2 separate regions of the Homo sapiens genome follow, and region 2 is linked to region 1. A link is an interaction called in ENCODE POLR2A ChIA-PET data of the cell type or tissue named here. Cell type or tissue: PC-9. All regions are shown on one strand. Each heading gives the region's core, and the rest is flanking DNA. Links, peaks and the distances in the headings are about the cores only.

Region 1 (2,903 bases), core at 271-2,770:
AAGTTGAAAGCCTGGCCTTTTCAAAGAGAATTGTTAGGTTTCCCCAAGGCTGTTCTCTTGGGGGCTTAGCAGGCAGCGAATTAGATAACAATCTTTCTCAGAGCCCCTCAGCTTTCCATTTCTTAATTTGCCTAAGCTGTCCTCTGTTTCTGGAATGCTCTTCCTAACCTTGTCTGCCCAGTGAACTGCTGCTCACCTTTTCAGACTCAGCTCCAGAGTGGCCTCCTCCAGGAAGCCCCTTATCCTTGCTCCCAGCTAAAGTACCACCCTTCTTGGTCTTTCTGGTCATCTCCTGGCTGAAGGCTGAGCCTGTTGTGGGAAATGCCATGTCCTTGTAGATGTGCCTGTCCCTGCTCTGCAAGCATGAGGACTGTAACTGCATCCCCTTCAGCACCTGTGGCTGGAGGGCTGCAGCAGGCTCCCAGAATGCCAGTGGGCATATGCCACTTTGCCTCGACCTCCCCATCTGTGATGTGGTGCTGATGATGCCCACAGACCACAGCAGAGGCAGCAGCCCATCAATGCTTGTGGTTTCCCTGGCATGGGGCCTGTTCAGCTCCTTCTGTACTCAAGGCCACCCTTCCCAGGCTGCCTGGAATCCCAGGGGTCTCCTGCCAGGCCAGTCTCAGCCTGATGGTCCCAAGGAAACCCTCTATTCCTCACAGGTGTTCCCCAGAGCATGCAGACTTTGAGCTTGCTTGAACCTGTCATTCATGCAGAAAGCCTCCCCTTGGGCATGTGAGTGGCAAATGCCTCAAATGCTGGATTCCCTTACGGAGACGGTCTCTCTCTTACTGAGAGGGACCCTTCTCCCCTCTAGGCCCCGTCCTGGGATCTGCCCTCTCCTGCCCCTGCCCTGCTAGTCCCCATCCAGGATGATGCTGACTTTCCCCTTGTGCCCCCTCAGACCCTGTCCTGAGCCACCTGTGTCTACAGCTGCCTGTCCACCCTCCTCCATGCCCGATTGGGCTCCTGCCACCTTTTCAGGGATTCAGGCTTCCTTCTTAGTACAACCCAAGTGTGTCAGCCTGCTCTCCCTGGCTCCACCCATTTAGTCCTCCCAGGACCATCTTCCCTCCCAGCTCACACCCTCCAGAGAAGCTCTACACTGCTGGCAGAATCCAGTCCCTCCACCCAGCCTGCATGTCAGACCGTCCCTGCCAGGCTCCTGGGGTCTCCACACCCTGCCTTCAGGCAATCAGAGCCCAGCTACAAGAAGAACTGGCCATGCCCTGGCACCTTCCCTCGCTCCTCTGCCTTGAGGGCTCTGTTCCTCTGCCTTAAGGGCTCTGCTCCTCACCTCTCCATGTTGCACATCCAAGCCCAGCCATCATGTGCCTCAGCCTCAGCTCTGATGCTGCCTCTGACAAGCTGACTTCCCTGAAGGGGAGCACCCTGGTCCCAAAGCCCCAGAGCACTAGAGCTGAGCCTCTTTCTCTTTCTCCAGACAGCCTCTCTCTCTCCTTGCAGCACAGAGTTGGGGACTCCTTCCCATCATGAAACCCTCAACTTCCCTGCCCCAGGTCACACACCAAGTTCAAGGCTGAGCACAGAGCAAAAGCAACCAGAGAGTCCATGGGCTTGGCCCAGACCTCAGCCTGGAGGCACAGGGACAATTTCTCTCCACTTCTCCTTTGAGCCCAAGAAGTCTCAGCACCATATTCCATCTGCCACTGCCCCCTGACCACAGGCCAACTGGACCCAGAACACAGGACACTTCATCAGGATGTCTGGGCCACAGTCCCGGCCTCACAGAGGTGGCTCGTCAGGGGGGCTCAAAGCCCCACCTCACTCTTCCTGGCACCATCCAGACTATAAGGCCCAGACAAGATCTCACCTGCTGTTCAGTGCTCTCTTCTGTCCACCCAGGCCTCAGCTTCAACCCTCTTGCCTCTGAGCAATCCCTGTGTGCAGTGAGGCCATTGTGTTCAAACCTTCTTCTGGCATGGTTAGGAGGCATAGTGGGAACCAGAAAGGATAATGCCACTCCCAGAAGGAGATGGGCCCTCCTCCTGGCACTGCCAACCCAGCCTGGGGGATCTGTGCTGACATTGTGAGGGGCTGCCTGTGCTAGTTTTTGTGGGAGGGGAGGTGCCAGCTATGGGGTTCCAGGGTGCCGGGGGCCTGCTGACTGCCGACCACTCATTTCTCCCTGCCGTATATCAATTTTGACACCAGTGCTGAAGTCCTCCCAGGGACATTCCAACTTCAGACCCTGTACTGTCTTCCTTCCTTCTCCTAATGTTTGTCTTTCTTTATTTCCAGAGCTCCTCTTTCTTTTTCTAAGCTAGGCGCTTTACACACCTATTCTTCTTTACTTCTCAGAGTAAAGCCCTGCAGAAACACTGAGACACAAATAATGGGTGATCAATGCTTTTCCTGGGTTGGGGGCTAAGATGGTCATCTTTCCAGGTGTGAGGAGAGAGGGTGAGGCAAGGTGGGGACACAGCGGGCCACCTCCTCTCCACAACAGGATGAGAGATAAAGGGTAGGTTCCCCTCTCAGTATTCTCCCTGTCAAGCACTAAGAGGAGTCTGGCATGCATTTGCACAGGAGGTTCTTAGATGTGCTGGTGCTCTCCTAGTGTCCCGGACAGCTGATGAGCCAGAACTGTCCACATCCATCCTGATGCTGGAGTGGGCAACTGCCACCAGGTGCAGACCACTGGCAGACAGGCCTGGATTGGATCTGGCTATACAGGCTCACCTTGCCATTCCCTTAGCCTTGCCATAGCATAGCCTAGCATTCTTTATGTCTCCATTTCATTTTATCCTTATTTTTGAGACAAGAAAGATGAAAGTTGGAGAAGCTAAACCACTCTGAGCCATGTTCTTCTATGATTACCCTTGGAAATGCCAAAGGGGTTTCTCACTTCTCCACAGTTAGGCCCAAAACAGATTCCT
Region 2 (2,903 bases), core at 92-2,591, 160 kb after region 1:
GAGATGGCTGGAAGGCCAGGCTCAACTGGGACTGTCCCCTGCGCTCCTACACGTAGCTTCTCCAGCAAGGTGGCCTCAGGGTAGCAAGTGGTAGGGCTCCACCGTCTCCCAGTGGACAAGAAGGACACCACATTGCCTTCTGTGAGTTAGCGTCAGGAGTCACATGGCATCACTTCCCCGGTGCCCTATCAGTTGAAGACACCACAAGCCACCCCAGCTTCAAGGAAAGGGGACACAGACCCAATCTGTCAATGAGAAGAGTGTCAACGAATCTGGGGGCTGTTTTTAAATCCACCACAAGTGGTGCTCAGAATATTTAACAACTGGTGCAGCACAACCCACTCACCTGAATGGGTGCTGTCTGCAGGGGTGGAGCAGAGCTCGAGTAGCGGCCCCTGCAGGGCCAGGCCTCAACCCTTAGTGCTGGATGGCAGGGTGTCTGTGGGGCCCCAGGGGAGGCTCCTGGGTGTTGGGGATGCAGCAGCTATTCACCAACATGTCTTAGTCTTTTCAGACTGACATACAAAATACCATAAATAGGTGGCTTAAATAACAGACACTTATTTTGCACAGTTCTGGAGGCTGGGAAGTCTAAGATCAATTCAGTTCCTGGGGAGGGCCTCTTCCTGGCTTGCGGACGGCTGCCTTTTTGACACGTCCTCCCATGACCTTTCCTCTGTGCTTACACCTGGTCACGGGGGGAAGAGCTCTCTCTCTCTCCTGCTCTTTTCATAAGATCACTATACCATCATGAGGGCCCCGCCCTCATAACCTCATCTAATCCTAATTAGCTTCCAAAGGCTCATCTCCAAACACCAGCAAACTGGGGGTAAGGGCTTCAACAATACACAATCAGACTGTAACACAGCAAGGCAGGGGCCCTTCGGGAGTTTAACAACCTTTTAGTAGTTGTATCAGTGTGCGTCTCTTGGATCCCAGCCCTGGGTGAGAATTCTTATTCCTTTTCTTTCAGTTCAAGTCCTGCTTTGTGTGCAGACTTGCTTTCAGTTCTGAGCCATTGCCTAGCTGCTTTCTGCCAAAGCTCTTTAGAAAGGACTTAGAGGGGCCAGGCGTGGTGGCTCAGTCTGTAATCCCAGCACTTTGGGAGAACGAGGCGGGCAGATCACGAGGTCAGGAGATCGAGGCCATCCTGGCTAACACGGTGAAACCCTGTCTCTACTAAAAAATACAAAAAAATTAGCTGGGCATGGTGGTGGGCCCCTGTAGTCCCAGCTTACTCGGGAGGCTGAGGCAGGAGAATGGCGTGAACCCGGGAGGCAGAGATTGCAGTGAGCAGAGATAGTGCCACTGCACTCCAGCCTGGGTGACAGAGCGAGACTCTGTCAAAAAAAAAAGAAAAAAGAAAGAAGAAAGAAAGGAAGGAAGGAAGGAAGGAAGGACTTAGAGGATCTCTCTGCCCTGCAAGCTCCCCTGACCACTGGTTCGATGGGTTCTTTTGCAGCCCACCCCAAAACAGGCCTCATGTGGCCAAACAGGAGCCTTGAGAAGAGCTGCAGCCAAGGAAATTTGGTCAAGTCCAAGTACATGCCCAGCAAGGGGATCTGCTTAAGCAGAGTCATGAAGTTGATCATCTCCCCTGATGGGGCAGAATGGACATCACCCCCACTGCCTCCCTGCCAGCAGAGAAATGTGGGACAGGCCTGGAAGCAAGAGGTCTCCTCAGATTAGAGGGGAAGCTCTCTCTGCCTGGGGTCAGAGCTGGAGCAGCATGGGTGTAAGGGGTCACGGCCCCATGTGCTGACTCCCACCAGGTGACCCCCATGGCACCTGGGGAAGGAAGCAAAGGGGCCCTGGCCAGGACACCAGCAGCATCCACAGCACCTGCTAATCATTTTTGCTGGAGTAACCTTTTGGGCACTTCTGGTAAAGCAGACACGCTCCACAGGTGCTTTTGCAATTGCTCTTTGGAATTTGTTAAAAACACACCTATGTTTTTAAAGATAATTTGGAGTCTGCCCAGTTTAATTTCAGCATAGGGGAAAAATAAGGGAATAGTGACAAAGTTTCTTTGCTTGAGCAAACTTGAGTCAGGCTCCTGAACCTTCTAGGCTCATCTGTGTACTTTCTTGTAAAATTCAATTTGAGCAAGAATCCCACTAAGTCAATTCAGCAAGAACTCCCCTTGTTCCTATCTGACCACTCCCAATATCCGATCAGGGTCCTCATCCTCCACCTTCCCAGGTGATGTCTGGTCACCCTGGCCTTTCTTCAGCAGGTCTCCTGTTAGGTCAGTTTAGCCAGCATCACCCTCACCCCTGGCATTTCCTCTTGGTAATTTTCCATCTTTCAACTCCTACCTGCTCCATGGCTCCAAGTCTCAACTTCTCATGCTGTTTTTAGAATCAGCCTGACTGTATATTGAGGTCTCTTTTCGCTTATTGCAATAGTCCTGAATAAAATCTGGTTTTACTACTTTATCGTCTAGCTCTGGTTTTTCTTTGCCATAGGTATTCCCTACCTGTAGCCTTGCCATAGCTCTATCATCGTTGCTTTTTAATTCCCTCCAAGAGATGATATCTACATATACTCCTTCTCTATCCTCAGATCAATGTTTTGCATTTCCTAGGAGCTGAATTCCTTTTCTTCCATTGCAGCACTGGCTGGGAGAGAAGGCACAACATGGTCCAGCATACTGAGCCCCAAGTTTGTCCTGCAGCATGATTTGAGACACAGTGTTCGTGCCGCACAGAATTCTGTGAGCCGTCCAATAGCCTTTCATACATTTGTTTTCTGCTTAAACTACAGAGTAGATGCTCTTGTCAGCACCTAAGAACACCCTCTATTACACAGAACTACACCCTAATGACATTTTATCTGTTTACGTGTCCTCTCAGAAAAGCTGTGAGCCCCTTGAAGGCAGGAACTTTATTTGTTTTTAAACA

Evidence for each region. ChIA-PET counts read pairs that join two places held together with the same protein. Peaks named below come from ENCODE experiments on the same cell type or tissue, not always from the same donor. Only the 100,000 strongest peaks of a DNase experiment are listed, where the experiment ranks them.
Region 2: POLR2A ChIA-PET joins it to region 1 with 6 read pairs; 2 of 35 experiments call an interaction of 5 or more read pairs at or near these places.

The regions. Positions count from the first base shown.
Region 1 is chr10:46,235,431-46,238,333 of GRCh38, forward strand. It overlaps the pseudogene ANTXRLP1. Among named protein-coding and RNA genes, the nearest start is that of ANTXRL, 50 kb to the right of the region's middle. In PC-9, for the core only: no CTCF peak of the experiment used is centred there; no DNase peak of the experiment used is centred there.
Region 2 is chr10:46,393,347-46,396,249 of GRCh38, forward strand. No RefSeq gene overlaps it. Among named protein-coding and RNA genes, the nearest start is that of LINC00842, 3.6 kb to the right of the region's middle. In PC-9, for the core only: no CTCF peak of the experiment used is centred there; no DNase peak of the experiment used is centred there; H3K27ac peaks cover 713 bases.